Linked DNA regions of Homo sapiens: region 1 is linked to region 2. Evidence: chromatin loops called from intact Hi-C (ENCODE). Cell type or tissue: ascending aorta. All regions are shown on one strand. Each heading gives the region's core, and the rest is flanking DNA. Links, peaks and the distances in the headings are about the cores only.

Evidence for each region. Hi-C counts contacts between places; a loop is a spot of excess contacts. Peaks named below come from ENCODE experiments on the same cell type or tissue, not always from the same donor. Only the 100,000 strongest peaks of a DNase experiment are listed, where the experiment ranks them.
Region 1: it touches region 2 in a loop (2.9-fold over the local background); 8 of 110 quality-filtered maps call a loop at or near these places.

The regions. Positions count from the first base shown.
Region 1 is chr15:95,408,517-95,416,860 of GRCh38, forward strand. No RefSeq gene overlaps it. Among named protein-coding and RNA genes, the nearest start is that of LINC00924, 20 kb to the right of the region's middle. In ascending aorta, for the core only: no CTCF peak of the experiment used is centred there; no DNase peak of the experiment used is centred there; H3K27ac peaks cover 5,701 bases.
Region 2 is chr15:95,262,036-95,270,379 of GRCh38, forward strand. No RefSeq gene overlaps it. Among named protein-coding and RNA genes, the nearest start is that of LETR1, 61 kb to the right of the region's middle. In ascending aorta, for the core only: no CTCF peak of the experiment used is centred there; DNase peaks (open chromatin) are centred at 4,546 and 5,046; H3K27ac peaks cover 7,217 bases.

The sequences.
Region 1 (8,344 bases), core at 164-8,163, 150 kb after region 2:
TCCGATGTTCAGCGCCTCTATATGTTTAAGCGATGTTGAAATGATTCACATATTTCTAAGTCAGTTTCTAATTGTCCTGGCTAAGTTCTAAGCTTACTTGATGATAGGATTTTTTCTTTTCTTTTTTCTTTTGTTTCTTAGGCAAAATAAGGTTCTGGTATTGCTTATTTTTCTCAAATAGACCACAAATATTCTACATGATTTTAAATATACATCTTGAGGAGGGAAAAACAAATGCATTTATTTAACCTTACCCTGAGATGGCAGGAAGGCCAAAAATGTTATGACTTACCAATTTCCATAAATATATTCTGCTTCAGAACCACCTTGAACGTCAAGTCTGACCAGAAAATATCCTTCTAAAGTTGAATTGTTAAAAAAATAGCTGGTTCAGTTTTGCAGTCTTGTGGGACAAATATAGATAGTAGAAGGCCACAGTCAAACTTGTGGCCTCATCTGAGCTATGTACAACTCAAAATTCTTTAGTCACTTTTGCTAAACTCAAGCTCTCTTGAATTATCAACAGTAACTTATTGGCCTTGGACCATCATAGGCTCGTGCTGTGAAATTTTGAAAGCCATTATCATATGCACAGTATTTAGGGGGAAATGAAATCCTGCCTTTGTGATCATACCACAGAGGGCAATGGCAAACACATGCAGCCTGATGAAGCACACATTTTGTGGATCTAGTATTTTATTCCTTTGCAGTTGCTACCTCAGATAATAGAATATTTCTTTGTGTTGTCACTGGGGCATTTTCATTTCTCAGTGGCTATTTCATGCCATCCTGAGCATTTAGCCTAACACCAATACCAGAATGTCAGACTAGGAATGTCTTCCTATCACTGAACATAACCGTTTGAGATCTGTTTGAGCTTAGGACAGGAGAGGGCAGCTGGGAGGCATTTTGGTCAAAGAGCAAAATGACACATTTCTGAACTGGAATGAAAGATTGGATCTTTGTTCATGATTTCTTCCTGGGAGAAAAAAGGAAATACCAACTAATTGCCACAACTAATTAAAAACGAAGCTGATGGACTGCTCCCCCACACTGAATTTACAGGGCAGTGATAATTCCAGTTAACTGTAAACACGCTTTTAAAAACCCAGTTCCTCTGTTCAAAAGGCTTGCGGGGCTGAGTATCAAAAACTTCCTGATATATAAGTACCAAATATACTGTTGCAATAAAATTCTTGCACTAGGTTAACTACACAATTAGCTAATAACATTGGCTGACACAATCCATGCAAATCACTGGCAGGCTGAATTTTGGCCTGTGCACAAAGGTTTTATTGAACACATGCTGCCAATGAAACGTGCCTTGCTTATTCATGACCAGGAAGCCATGCCCTATATGTGTATATATCCCCATGGTTTTCTGCAATCTTTCAGATAACTGTCTCACAGATCATGAAGACACACATTTTCACTCTGTTTTTTTTTTCAGCCAGATTTTGTTTGCCCCCTATTTGTTGAATAAAAACAACATCAAAACTTACTTCATTTTGCTGTGTTAAAGCTGTGTATCCTGAACTTGTCAGCTTCTCTAAATGCTTCTGTAATCTCACACCACAAATAGGTTGGGGTCACCACCTCTCCACTACATCAGGAACTGTAGTGTGACACAAGTGTAAACAGTGGTTTCAAAGAGCAGCAGAACAAATGCATCTTGAACTTCCTGTGTGATTGTCCCTCTAGAAGTGGAGCTACGGAGGAAGGCATGTGCAGAAGCATGGAAGATGATATTTTGCTAGACGAATTTTTAAAATTTATTTTGATTTCATAGTTTTAAAATGTATATTAGGTATGTTTTATAATATCCCTATATATAACTTACAAGTAAAGACATGTAGGTAATATTTAGAAAACACTTACTGATGGGGCTCAATCAAAAAGTTTAGAGGGCTGGGTGCAGTGGCTCATGCCTGTAATGCCAGCACTTTGGGAGGCCGAGGTGGGTGGATCATGAGGTCAAGTGTTCGAGACCAGCCTGGCCAAGATGGTGAAACCCTGTCTTTACTAAAAAAAAATACAAAAATTAGCCAGGCGTGGTGACACACGCCTGTAATCCTAGCTACTCGGGAGGCTGAGGCAGGAGAATCACTTGAACTCAGAAGGTGGAGGTTGCAGTGAGCCAACATCGTGCCATTGCATTCCAGCCTGGGCAACAAGAGTGAAACTCTGTCTAAAAAAAAATGGGATGAGAATTTCAAATGGTTTTATTTTCCTATCTCAATCTATAGGTATCACTATTACAAAGTTATATCTCTTAATTTGTAACTGAAGGTGTTCCAATGAGAATTTCTTCAGAACAGCACTGTGGCTGGCACTTGCCAGGAACTTCACATTGCCTTTCCTTAGAAGAAGTACTACTCATAACTACTGCGGTCCAGAATTATCTTATCAGGCAGAAGAGCTGGTGGCATGGAGTCCAGCAGAGAGCAGCAGTAATCTCCTCACCAGGCATGCTGTCTGCTTTAGGGAGACACAGCAACAGCCAACATGTGGATGTCCAAGAAAGGGAATGGAGCTTGTGATCTTCCAGAGTCTGGCTGGAGAGTTCCTGAAGGTACAGGCGAAAGCATGGCGTTTGGGCTATAGGTCCTGGAGATCCATCCACGCACAGGGCTTCTCCAAAGTTCATGGTAGAAGGTCAATCAATGCCTGGTTTGGATGAAATGAGGATACAGAATACTGAGGCAAGGGCCCTGGCTGAAGATAGAAACCCAGTTGGGAGTAGGGTATGGGCTAAATGTTAGGGTTCTTCTCTTCAACATCCACTCATGCATGCGGAAGTATATGGAGAGATTCCAGGCCCCACACTAAGCACAGAAGTAGGGGGCAACAGCAAACAGGATCCCTCTTATCTCAAGGTTAACCTCTTAAAGGAACGTCAAGAATAAATAAAATCATCATGTCAATCAACTGAGAAAGAAGTGAGGTAATTCTGTAGGAAAATGTAATAAAAGAACAAGACCCATGACTTTTTGTTAGGGAAGGTACCGCCCAATGCTATCATTTTAACATCATGACATTTGCAAAATAATACAACACCAGCTATTCAAAATTGTGACCCTAAGTCATGGTTCCATGTATTCTGTGATTACATAATAATCATGTTTATTTTTCATGTGTGAGAAAATAGATATAAAAACAAGAAAGGTCACAAGAACCATTTAGGGAACTAATTCAATATTACTTATTCAACAAATTGAATATACTTCAACATTGAAAAACAGATACATTTATTACATTTATTCTTCTCAGGAAGCTTATCTATAGTGAGATGGAGACAAAGCAAATAAACAATATGATTCTAAATTGTGATGAGACCCCTAAGAACATAAAGAAGGGTGGTATTGATGAGTAGACCTGGAGAGCCAGAGGCTACTTTCAATTTGATGATCAGGAAGTGCCTCTCTATGGAAGTCATATTTGACCTAGGACCCAAGAGATAAGACGGACCGAGGCATCCAAGTATTAGGGGAACAATATTCTAAGTAGGGCAAGAACAAGAGCAAATGACCACAACATCCTTCAGGCAGAAATAATCTTGGCTGAAGAATAGGAATCTACATGATCTGTAATCCTCTTCTGTGTCATAGGTCTTGCCCACCACCACCCTTTCTTTCCTATGTTTGGAGGTAAGACAAAAGGTCAGAGAGATACTGACATCAATGCTGAAATAATATCAGCCACCAACCTAGGACATCTTATAGTCCCAGGAAGCAGGGGTATGCTTGGTCTACTAGTGGGAACATTACTGAACCTGTAAGAGTGGGAGATCAACTGGTTTTGGTACTGGAGAGATAGAGAGCTAAGAAAACAACTCATGCTGAAAGTTGTTCTGAACAGTTGGAAGAGCCATCAGTGAAGAACATTACTGTAGCCTGGACATCATGTCTAGTATGAATGGGTAGAAGTCGCAACAAGAGTGTGTTTAGAAACTGCCCCTTCCAACAGAGAACAACCCAATGAGGGCATACAGCCAACCTGAGGGAAGAATAAGGTAAGTGATTCAAGGTGAATGTGCTGATGAAGGTACTCTGATAAATAAGGGGCAAGAGTTGGACCACATGAAATTGTGCTTTCAGTTTTGAAAAACCCCCAATTTATTCCAGCATTTGCTACCTCCACTTGAGTAATTCCAAAGGATACTGCATCCATCACTATGAGAAATGCTGGGTTTTGATAACTGAAGAAGGATTGCTGATTTCTTCAAAGTACAAAGCTGTGAAACCCCAAGGGTTATATTTATCCCTTTCATATCTCTGCTGACAAGCAACACTGGCTGTGTAGAAATAGTTTAAAATGTTCACATTGAGAAAATTCCCTGAGTGATAAGCTTCACATACACTATTCAACGGAATGTCGTTTTCTCCCAATTCCTCCCTTCCCCAACCTCTTACTAATTTGCCATTAATATCTGATCCTTCCCCTTTTCTTTTTTTCATTTCCTTCGATCTTACCCTACTGCACAAATTTGTAGGGAGAGATAACATCTTTGAATTCTAGATGGCCCTGTTATTTCTCCGTATGTACATGTGTGCATGGTGTACATGGACACGTAGACCTTGGAATCAGAGAGACAAATTCAAATCCAGACTGGGCCACATAAGCATTAGAATTGAATTTACTACTCAATTTTTCTGATTTCCAGTTTCCTTTCAAATAAAACAGTGAAAATGATACTCTCTCCAGGCTTCTGGGGGGACAGATAAATTATCTATTTAAAAGGGCTAACATGAACCAACACTCAACAACAAAACAAGATATTCTAAGGCTTTGGCTGTGTTATATATCTTACAACTAAAGGAGATGTCTAATTTAAAACTTTACATAAATTGGAGGTTTTATTCTCTCTTACTTTTTCACGTTCCGTGGGGTCTAACAACCACATACATGCCGAGCTTTTGTAGTCTCACAGTGCCAAGAATCTGAGAAGTTGCTCTCCTTAGGTATGTTTTTCCAGAGCTTTGGATTTTGTAGACAAATAAGGCTCAGCACAAAATGAAATCTGTGATTCCGGGAATATACAAAAATAGAACATTCTACTACTCTGTGTCATTCAAAATCTTTGCTTATTAATTGTGCAGTTTTTACACTCAATCCTAATTGTTCTGGAATAAAAAGATGTAATTGTGACAGAGATGGACCCCAGATGGAAATTTGCTGACTCGCAGGGGCCCAACTTAAAAATTGTTTTCTAGGGAGGGAAGAGATGTTAGTACTCATATTCAGGCAAATAAACTTTCTCCAAATGTTGAAAACCTATTTTTAGAACCTCACTTATCCAATGAGAAGGAAGTGATCACACCGACTTCCTCTTACAATTTATAATAAATGAATGGCTATCTGTACATCTATTTATTTGCATCTATATCCAAACTCCTTTCCCTTCAAAAACGCATTGGCCACAGGCAAAACTATATAAATCCAGATTAGTCTGTGGTTGGGGGATGGCCCTAGGGAGAAAGCTGAATAGGCTGCAATTTAATTTGCTTACATTGAATGAGGATACTTAGCCTCATGACAAATACGAAAGTAAGTAAAATATCAAATGTAAAGCATAGATCACAACTTTGGGGGCACAGTGCAGTGGAAAGAATATGGTATTGGAGTTCTTAGTCCTGCATTTGAATTATTGATGGGCTGCTCTGCCATTTGATAGCTGAGCAAGCTACATCATCTCTCTATGCCTCAGCTTTCCCATTTTCAAAATGGAAGAATGATAATACCACCACTATGGGAGAGGGGGAGAGTGGCTCATAAAAGATGGCTGTAGGTCCCTGTCACTTGGAATGTGCCATGTGACTGAAGCCCCTCCAGAAAGACACTCCTGCCTGGAAATGCCAAACATCTTAGGACAGGCAGCTGGCTGACATGGTTAGAGATGATTGGGGGAAGCTGCTGCTGAGTGAGGTGTTCAGAGCTCCGAGGCATAAATCCTGTATTCTGAGGACACCACTGGTAGAGGTAATCCCTAGGGGGCCCTTTCCCTGACAGTGTCTTGGCTGTGCCTGGCTTCTTTTGTTCCTTTCTGAGCTCAAGTTTGACACCCTTCCCCTTGTATCTGTGACAAATAAATGCCTTTTCAGTAAGCTCCTTTCCACTAGAGTTAACTAACATCAATTTCTGTTACTTGAAATCGAGAACCCTGACTGGTAGTTACAGGTCTACCATTTATTGAATATTGACGGTTTTCCAGGCTGTGTTCTAAGTGCTTTAAAATGTCATGTGTTAATGACCTTGTGAGAAGACATCATTATCACCACCTTTGTCAGATGAGGAAGTTAGAACTCAGAGCTGTTGAACAACTTGAATGATGACAAAGGTAAAAAGTGGTAGAGCAAGCCTAGAATCTAGAAATCTGATTCCAAAATCTATGCTCTTATCCATACTGTGTCCTTCCCATCACTGTGTCGGTAGAATTATCTGTGAGTCACGAAATACAAAATAGTGGAATAGAGATTTGATGCCAGAACTGTCCAAGACCAAATCCCATGACTTTTTTCTTTCTATAACAAAGGTCAGCAAGAGAGTTCTGGGTCTTATGAGGTCACAAAAAAAGACTCACAAATTGAATCCTAAATGCTTCTGATTAGAACGTATAAGAATTACATGTTTGAAATTCATTCTGCAAATAATCATATACATTACAGATCTACTTATTCACTCTGAGAAGTAATAATTACAATGATTTGATTTAATGCGAAAAACTATAAATTATAACATGATATATTCTCCAGGACATTATAAGAAACGTCAAGATTCCTATCAGTAGTTGTTCTTAATAAGCTGAAGTTCTTTTGCAGCTCATGTGGATGAAATAGCATTAGGAAACAAGGTCCTCAGTTCTCCTGTGAGGCGGTGGAATAAAATGATCTTTCGACTCCCCTCCAGCACTGATGTTTGAGTTGTCTACATGAGTATCACTGTCTTAGTTTCAGTCTGACCAGCCCAAGATCACAGTTTTCTCAATTTTAGGGGATGCATTTCCAATTAAAAATGCAATTGGGAGGACCAGGAGAAAACCACAGGTCCTGAGGAAATAAATTAATTCAGAATCTGCACTCAGCAGCACCCATTGATTATTTCCACCAGGGAAGAGACAAATTTCATTTTGTTCTCTGTTATCCCCAGTACCTATAACAACCCTTTGTACATAGTAGGTGGTCAGTAACTAAAATGAGTATCCAATGAATGAATTGATAAAGTTTTATTTTTCCTTCTTGTCTTTCAGGCTTAAGCCATGTACTAAAACCTCTCTTTTTATTCTTTCTTTCGTTGACCCCAAGGGAGTATTCAAATCATCTGTTGAGAGTATTCTCAAGCATTTTCATAGGAGAGAGAAAGAAAAAAAAATTAATGTATTGGAGAGCATGGTGCACCCAGCTTAGGGTGAGGAATGTAATAACCTAAATTTCTAAAAGAGTCATCCTTCATTCATCATGCATTTCTTTAACAGGTGTCTTTCGAGAGTTTATTATGTGCCAGGACTGTGCTGTATTCTAGGGGTGCAGATGGAACTAAACAAGAACCAGAGGGCCTGTCCTCTTGCTTAAACTTAGTTTAGGCAACAAGTACTGAGCCAGTAATCTCACAAATGAATGATAATGATGCAATGTGATAAGTTCCTCGAAGCAAAAGGAAAGGGTAGAATAGGAGATTACAAATGATAACTCGTATAGGTTGAAGAGAAGATTTCTCTGGGGGTGCACAATTAGAACTAAGGCCTGAAGGATGAGTTTGAGCTCTTCAGGGAAAGAGGCCAAGAGAGAACATTCCTGGTAGAAAGTGAAGAATGTGCAAAGGACCTGGAGTGGAAAAGTAAGGATCCCAGTGAATGCCAGGAGGCTGAAGTGTACAGAGGGACAAGGTGAATGGGCCAGGTTGCTGTAAATGTAGCCAGAAATAAGGGTCTCCAAGATTATGTGGACTTGCTTCATTAATTCATTCATTCATTCATCCATGTACTTACTAGCAGTAATTTATCTACTATCAAATATGTAAAAATTACATAAACCAAGGAACACTTATTTATGTTGGAAACCTTTAAAATAATAAGAACTATATGGTTTCCATTTCTTAGATGTGTTGTGAAATTGAGCAGTGTATATTTACAAACTGGAGGAAAACGTTTTCAGATCCCATCTGAGGAGACTGGAACCAAAAGAATTTCATCATTAGGTCTTTGTGTTCTCCAGAGTGGCTAAGCCTTAAATACTGAAGGGAGAAAAATGCTGTTCCTTTCTGTGTGTGACTGAACTCTCCACATACCTCTGTCTCACTTATAAATATCACAGGCAGCCACCGAGTTGCTGCCTGGTTGAATGATCCC
Region 2 (8,344 bases), core at 259-8,258:
GTCTGGGGTGGGCATGGGGCAGGGGAGGGTAAACATGCAGCTCAATGTGAACAGCGTGGGAGGGAAAATTGGCTTGCATACAGGGAGCTAATATCCAGAGAGTTTTTGACAGCTTCTCCCAAGATCTTCTTTCCTGCCCTTCCAGATGGCCTTCCTCAGACAGTTTTCCTCTCTGGGGTCTGTCATTCAATTTTCAAAGGAAATAGCGACATTCCAACGACTAAACTAAAGAGAAGTATTTACTTGTTATTCCAGACCTACTTCAAAGGACATACAGATTTAATAAAATATAAGCAACTTCGTTATTTACTCCTCACCCCTAAACCAACTTCATTGTTTTACTCAGTAGTCCAGATAATTTCCTTACTATTCAGTTTATATTCCAGAACATCACATTTTATCGGTTTCAGCTTCCAAATATTCGGCATGATGTGCCCCTACCCCAATTAATATTATAAGCTTCTGTAGAAACCTAGCAAGAGGAATGTTGAATTAATATGAATGTATCTGATTTATTAAAATTTCATCTTGAATAGAGATGGAAAGAATAGGCAGAGAAAGGGAGATAAGTCTCCTCCTGATGCAGACTCATTGCCAACACCAAAAAGGGTGAGAACCTCAGGACTGGCTCAGAACCTCAGGACAAATATACCAGCCCCGGTCAGAGCTGGCTCTGCATAGACTGGAAGTTAGAGAAGGTGAGGGTCTCATTTTCAGGGTGCACTGGATAAATTAGATATAACAACTCAGTGAAATGGGAGCTGCTTGCTTTTAAGGACACAGATCTTCCCGTTCCTTCTGGGTTTCTTAATTTTTATAGCCATAATCAAGGACGATAAAATTGTTTTTTCTTGTTAAGCATTAATGTAAAAGCTGAATAGTTAGTGTACATTATCACTGCTCTTTTTTTAAGCGTTGTAGCCACATTCACAAATATCAAAGTCCTTTGCAAGATGAAAACAACCTCAGACATGTAGGAGTGGAGTATTGCCAACATCTAGGAGAAAAAATAAAATGTCTTTCATTCTTTCATTCCATCTTGGGCCAAATTTCTTTGGAGAGGGACTTTTACTGGAATGTGGTAAAAATATAAAAAGTCTGAATGTCGCCCATAAGTGCCTTTCATTGGTATCCCTGTAAAACGAGAGACAGAGAGAGAGAATCCTAACATTTAAAGGGTTTGGGGATGAAGCCCTTCCCTTATCTTTTAATCTTTTATCCTTATAAGCATTTCCAATCTGCAAAGGAAAGGGATGAATCCTAGAAATGATTCTCATGATGAACCTCGAGGTTAAAAAGTGGTTTTCTGTGGCTCAATTCTGTTGAATCTTATCCAGGCTTATTCATATCTGCAGTATAAGGCAAGAGAAAGAGTTTAGAAAAATGAAAGATTATCAGGAAGAAACAAAGCTTGCATTCTTAGGAAGTTTATCATCAGAGCAGAATTTTCTGATACTGGGTACGTATTTCCTATGTCAGCCTTGCTCTGGAATCTTCACTTAATAATAGACCCACAGGAAGTGTCCCTTGTCAAGCTATGGTAAAGAGTTAATTGCTTTTAAATCATCTTAAACTGAGGCATCCTGGATTTCAGTTAGGTAGCTATCAAATTTTTGAAAAATACTTCAAAAGAACAACCAATGCTTTACTCTTCTGACTATCTCACTTTTCAATTTTTGATATTTTATTTTATTATTTTATTTTTTGTGTGTACAAACATGCCTTTGAAATATAGACCACAGCAGGGTCTGTCAACCTCAGCACTCTTGATATTTAGGGCCAGATAAGCCCTTGTTGTGGGAGACTGTCCTGTGCATGATAAGATGTTTATCAGCATCCCTGACCTCTACCCACCAGATGCCAGTACTAACTTTCTCCTTCCCCATTTATGAAAATTGCAACTATTTGCAGACAGTGCCAAATGTCCCTGAGGGCAAAATCACCCTTAGTTGAGAACCACTTCACTGCTTTTTAGCTTAGTCCATGCTGAAACATTCTGTGACCAAGGGTCATTCTGTGAAAATTTGTATAACAACTCTTTGGTTTTAATATAATAATAACAATTATAATTATAATTATTTATTATTATCGGTATTGTTGGAACTAAGTTTGAGATCTATCCATAATAGCAAATGCTTTAGTATTTATTGGAGTCAGTCAGCTTCTAAACGTATCTCAATTGGTTATGAGCCAATTTGCCACCTAATTTTGGACAAGTTATTCACCTCTCTATTACAGAGTTGTCTCATCAGTAAAACAATTATACTACTCATAATTCTGACAAGTAAGAACAACTAATCCAAACAATAGGCTACATGTTGCATCTATGTGAAGGGACTACAAGAAGCAAAACTGTACAAAATAGCAACTTAAAAAGCATAGGAGGTTACATAAATATTAAATATTAAGCATTACTGGAATAATGTACAATTGTACTTCTCTCCTAAAAGGGTTAAAGTATGCCCTTAATACCAAGAAGAAACTTGGAAAATGGGAACATAACTACATAATATTCATCTGAAGAAATATCTATTATTCAATGTGTACATATTTCTAAATTCGGTTTCAAAAAAATTACACTCTTCAAAATAACCCCAGATAAACAGATATGTATGCAATCTAATGTGAAGGAGATTTTCAAAATGACATTTCATGAAAAGACAGAACACAGGATTAAAGCGCATGTGGAAGGATCCATTTTGCAGAGGTCAGATGTGTTGTGAGAAACAGTAAAATCAGGTAATAAAAGTAAGGACGGGGTAACACAGAGGTTGGCTTAACAAAAATAACAGAAGCTGATTCGAAGCTGGTCCTAATACTGTACCTAATTCATTCAAGTGTGCCTGGGCCCAAGCCCAGCCCAGAACAGAGTGCTCCGATGTTTAATGTGTGGTACAGCAAGTAGGGCAGAAGTTGGGAACAGAACACCAACCTTACGTCTTTGTGTTTATTAAGCTGTATCGCATGACGTTCACCTCCCTAAACGGTGTGCTTGGTGTGTCATGGGATACTGTGATGTGTAAAAGAAGGTAGCAGAGGTAGATTCAATCACTCCCACCAACAAAGACTTCTTTCTTAAGCCCTTTGAAAGGGTCTTTGGACACAGTTTCCTTGTGTAACAATCACTAAATCCTATTCTCTCGGAATGGTGATACGCCTTTGCTCCCAGCTACCCTTTGAGTCACTTCTCCTCTTTCACTGTGTGGTAGGTGACCTATTTTACAGGACTTTCACCAAATGTTGCCCCAGTTACCTCCAAATTTAATTCTAACAAGAGCAAGGCCATCTTGTGGGAATCAAAGTACTTATCAGGAAGCCTTGTGCAGGGGTATGCCTGCTTACGAAAGACTGGTAGCTATGTCTGTTTTCACGTCCTCTAAATTAATCCTGTGCTTTAAAAAACTCTTTCATTGAAAATAAAGGCTGTAAAAATAAAATAAAACTGCTGTAACAGGCAAGCCTTGATTTCTGAACAGAGCTTGACAGCCTCTACAAGGTAGGACCACTAGCTTGGAACTTAGTGAAGGCACAGCACAAAAATGCATTAACGTCAGCTCTGACTTCCTGTCACAAGAACTGAAATCACTTTGTGGCCCATATGTGCTGTTTCTGTGGGGTGGCTGAAAGGTGAGGTCATCTACTACCTGTAATTTCTTCATAAAAGCAAATAGTTTTTACCTATTAAAACAAACTAACATCGTTTTTGAGTGGAGAGTTGAGAACATTTGTTGATCAAATCAATATTTGCTTTTATTGATGAGTCACTGTTACAGTTGCTTAGAATTCCAAATCAAAGTTTAAAAACAAAATACCAAATATTCTGCTGTTGATTTGGGAATTAATAAAAATTAACATGAAGACTTTTAGTTCGTTTATATAATAATGACAAAACCCCAAATATATCTCCATCACAACTATTTTATTTTCTTCCCTTGTGTAGAAACTGAACAGGTTTAAGAAACTAACAAGCTCTCCTTGGCCTCTGTCTTGCCTGTGATTGGCATTTGAGGAGCCAGGTGAGCACTCATGGTGAGACAAATCTATCATTTCTCCCGGATAAAGCAACCCAAGTGTAGCTCTATGGATACGTCAGTAGTCCATAAGATTTATGTTCCCTCAAAATATCATCTTAAAGCAAGGGAATTTGTTGTTGATACACCAATAAACTTTCTTCTTATTTCAATTGAATCCGTCACCCTGGGTGTATTGATTTCAGTTTTCTTGCCTCAGCATGTTTTTTCTTTCCTTTTTGAAGTAATCCCCCTTGAAATTTGTAGTAAAAATGGAATCCATCTCGCTCCTTCCTTGGATCCACTGGTCTTGGAACTGAATTCTGCTTGCATGCAGACGTCCCAGGGCGTCAGAATTTGAACTTCTGTTTCTGGGCTGGGAACTGGATCAGTCGTATCCTAAACTAATAAATGATTTGGGGTTTGAGGAATCTTTTCTTTTTCTCTTTAAACTAATCTCAGAACAATACTGAATCGTAAGGTCGTTGTCAACAGCTTGCTCAATTTGTCCTTTTAAAGAACCTTTCCTTCCTGGCTTGGCCAGCTGCAGCCTCTTGACTCGAATGTGCTGTCTTGGATCTGCTCTGGAATTCAGTCTGGCCTCACATCTCAGCTGACTTTATAATTCAAATGTAATTGCTGATGCACATTCAAAAATCTTCAGGAAACTATAAATGCTTATTTTAGCTTATAAAAGTGGTGATATTTATATTTGAAGAATGTTAACATGACTACTAGAAAAATGCAAATTTATCATCCTCTACCATCTAGGACTCTGTTAGCAGGTCTCATCTGGGGATAAAGGTTTGAAGAGAGTTTTGTCTATTTATCTTGGATCTTAAAAAGCACAAAGTGCCAAAACAGGGTGTGCAACATAGTCGGTAAAAATAGGAGTCCGAAGTATGTTTTAATCCAAGACTTAGCGTTGACTAATAAAACAACCATCCTCGTTATTTTCTCCCTCATCCTTAAATAGCTATAAGATCTGACAGTATGTCCCAACCATCATTGGCCTCTAGTGAGAATGAGCTACTATGGGCCACAGCCCACCATCCCTGGGAGTTCACATCACAGATTCTGGAATCATCTTTACAGCTCAGGGATTAGCATCTTGAGTTTGGACTCTGGTTCATGGATGTTGCCTCCTGCCTCTCACCACCCCATATCTTCCTCTTGCCTGCTGCCTGATGTTTGTCTTCATGCACACCTTGTGGTAACCCTTGGGTTGCAGGATTAAGACCAAGTGCCTAAGCATAGACCTCAAGGCTCCTGACTACTCTACCCCTTCCTTGAAGGCACTCTGTGTCTTGGCCACTCAGAGCTACCTAACTTGCCTTGTGTCGATTTTCTCCTCTCACAACTGTAAGTCTTTCCACTGTTACACTTCCAGCTGCTTTAAATTCCCTTCCCCTTTTCTCAACCTGATACAGGATCCATATCCCTTAGTTTCTATAACTAGCTTTAGTTTCTATCACTAACTTAGTTCTATAACTAGCTTTTCACTGCAATAAGCCCTTTCAGTCTATGCGACAGAGAGAGGAGCTGTCCTCTCATTGCTCCCTGGGTCCCTTTACGTAGCTTTCACCACGCTGTGGTTATTGATTTACTCCTCTGTGTTTCCACATCCACCTCCAGGAGGCTGTGATCTTCCTAACCAGAATCCTGTTAGTTTTTGTCTCCCATCCCCTATTGCTCAATAAATGTGGGAGGAAGGAGGACAGAGAGAGGAAGTGGAGAGCCCTGGAGGTCTCACAACTTCTATTTGGAATTAACAGATCCACACAGGGCATCTTGACTCTTCTCATCCCCATGCCCTACACACCATACCTGGCCCCACCCCCACGTCTTCCTGGCTTCTGCATTTTACACACCACTCTGTTGAAGCCATATAGCTGCAGATCTACCTTAGGTCCTGTGTTTTCCCCTCCATGGCCAGGCCCTAGCTCATCGGTCCTCCAGGCCCAGCCCAACATGTATGTGCCACTCCATCATTCCCCAGTCTTGGGTCCTCTCTTCCTGGGCTATGGCCACAAGAACTTCTGGCAATTACTCAAGAAGTCTCTGCACGCACTTCCCACCTCATGACCTCGTATGCACATGGTGGCCACTATGTTCTTCCTCCATGCCTCCCTTAGCTAGATCCTCCTCAGCCACGGGATCTCAGTGTATAAATCACTTCCCCAGAGAATTTTTTTTTTTTTACTTCTCTGTCTGAAGCATTGACCTCCTTCTATCTCTCCTTGTTAATTCTATAGCAGCCCTTTTGTGGACTTCTTGGCAGACCACAATTTTATATCAATACTCTGGAGGGTTTTTTTTGTTTGTTTTTTTTTTTTTTGTTTGTTTGTTGTTTTCAGAGTCTCACTCTGTTGCCCAGGCTGGAGTGCAGTGGTGTGATCTCAGCTCACTGCAGCCTTCCACCTCCCAGGCTCAAGTGAATCTCTCGCCTGAGCCTCCCACGTAGCTGGGACTACAGGTGCATGCCACCACATCTGGCTAATTTTTAAAATCTTTCTGTCTCACTGTGTCACCCAGTCTGGTCTCTGCAGTCTCTGCAATTGCCTCAAGCAATCCTCCTGCCTTCCAAAGTGCTGGGATTACAGGCATGAGCCACTGCGCCTGGCTGTGAGATGCCACTTTTTAAATTGCCATGATCGAGCTATCTGAAGCAACAGTCCTTGTTTGTTCCCTGTTTGAAACTTTTCCAATTGGTTTTACTTTTTATTCTTTTGGTGAAGCATTACTATTTTAATTATCAAAAATCATAATGTGGTTATAGAATCATATCCGAAATGGGCAGGGAATACCAAAGAAAGTGAATTTGTATGTGACAAGATTTCTTATGGACCGCTGAGGAAGGGCATCACGTCTGTCTGCAGGGTTTTACTGTATGGATCCTGTGTAAATAGATCTGGTTGTACTTCATTTGCAGCTGTTGGTGCTTAACAAAACTAAGATGCTCTTGAGAGCACCAGATGGTCCAATCATGGAAGTTTAAAGAGTGGGTCTCCTTTGGGGGTTTTAGTGCCCATTAGAAGTTTACCTAACCCCCTTTCGTATGTGGAATTTTTATCACTATAACACAATCTAAGTAGGATCTCCATTGCTTCTTATGGGTGGACTTCAGAAGAGGGAAATATGTCTTGATTTTACTTCTTAGTTAACTGTTATGCTTGAAGGTGGCATTTTTGCTCTTTGAAAACCTAGGCTTACGATTTTCCCGTTTTAAAAAATGAATATTGCTTAAGGCATTTTAGATCTCATGATTTTAGGATGAATTCATGAGACAATAATTTAGATTGTATATTAGAAAAATATTTGATCTGGGAAATAGCACCTCAAGGGAAGAGGGAGATGTCCCACTGCCTGAGTCAGACTAGTTTGGATAAAACTCGGTGGGGGTGTGGGGATGGGGCAGGGAGACCAAGCCAAAGGAAACTGGCTCGGTCTAACAGAACATGGTTTTTCCATCTCTAATTTCTGAGTTTGTGACTCTTGTGGGAATTTTTCAACCCATAAAAAGTGCCCTTTTTCTGTCCCTGGTAATGGCCTAATGAAATAAACACTCATAAATATATGAAGTTCCCAGAGATAAGATCTGAACATCAGCCGCCTTTTACCTGGCAGTGGATGTTTTATCACCAGTGAATTGGTCATGTGATCTCTTTCAGCTTTTTTTCTCCCCTCAAACTGAAGGTCAGAATTCTTGTGATTGGGTTCTTTTAAACGTTCTGAAGCCTAAGTGCCTAGTGATTAAATAAATTTACATCTTATACACTTTCTAACACTCAGTAAAGAGATCATTGGATTTTATCAGCTGCTTGTGATGTTCAGCTGAATCTCAGCAACCCTGGCCTAGGACAGAGAGACCGTTTAGAGACAAGGATAGAGGATCATAAACAGGAAGCAGAGGTAGACAGAGCTCCCTGGCTGTCAATGTTGAATTAAAACAACAACAAAAACATCCAATGGCAACCGTGACATTGCCAAGATTTGCTTCTGTGCGAATGGAGCTTTCTTGGTTTCAGAGTTTCCAAGATGACTTTGTGGTCTTTCGCCAATAGGGTAAGGTAGTACTAACCTGCCCTCTTCTTTCCCAGGTAATTCTCTATAAGGAAAGAGGCTGAACATTATCCTAAGCCCAAGAACACAGAAACAGAAAAAAACAATATCACATGTTGTCACTTTTATAAGTAGTAGCTAAACTTTGGGTATGCAAGGACACAAAGATGGGGACAATAAACAATAGGATTTTCCAAAGCAGGGAGGGAACAGGTAGAGGGTTAAAAAACTGTCTATCAGGTACTATGCTCACTACTTGGCCAATGGGATTA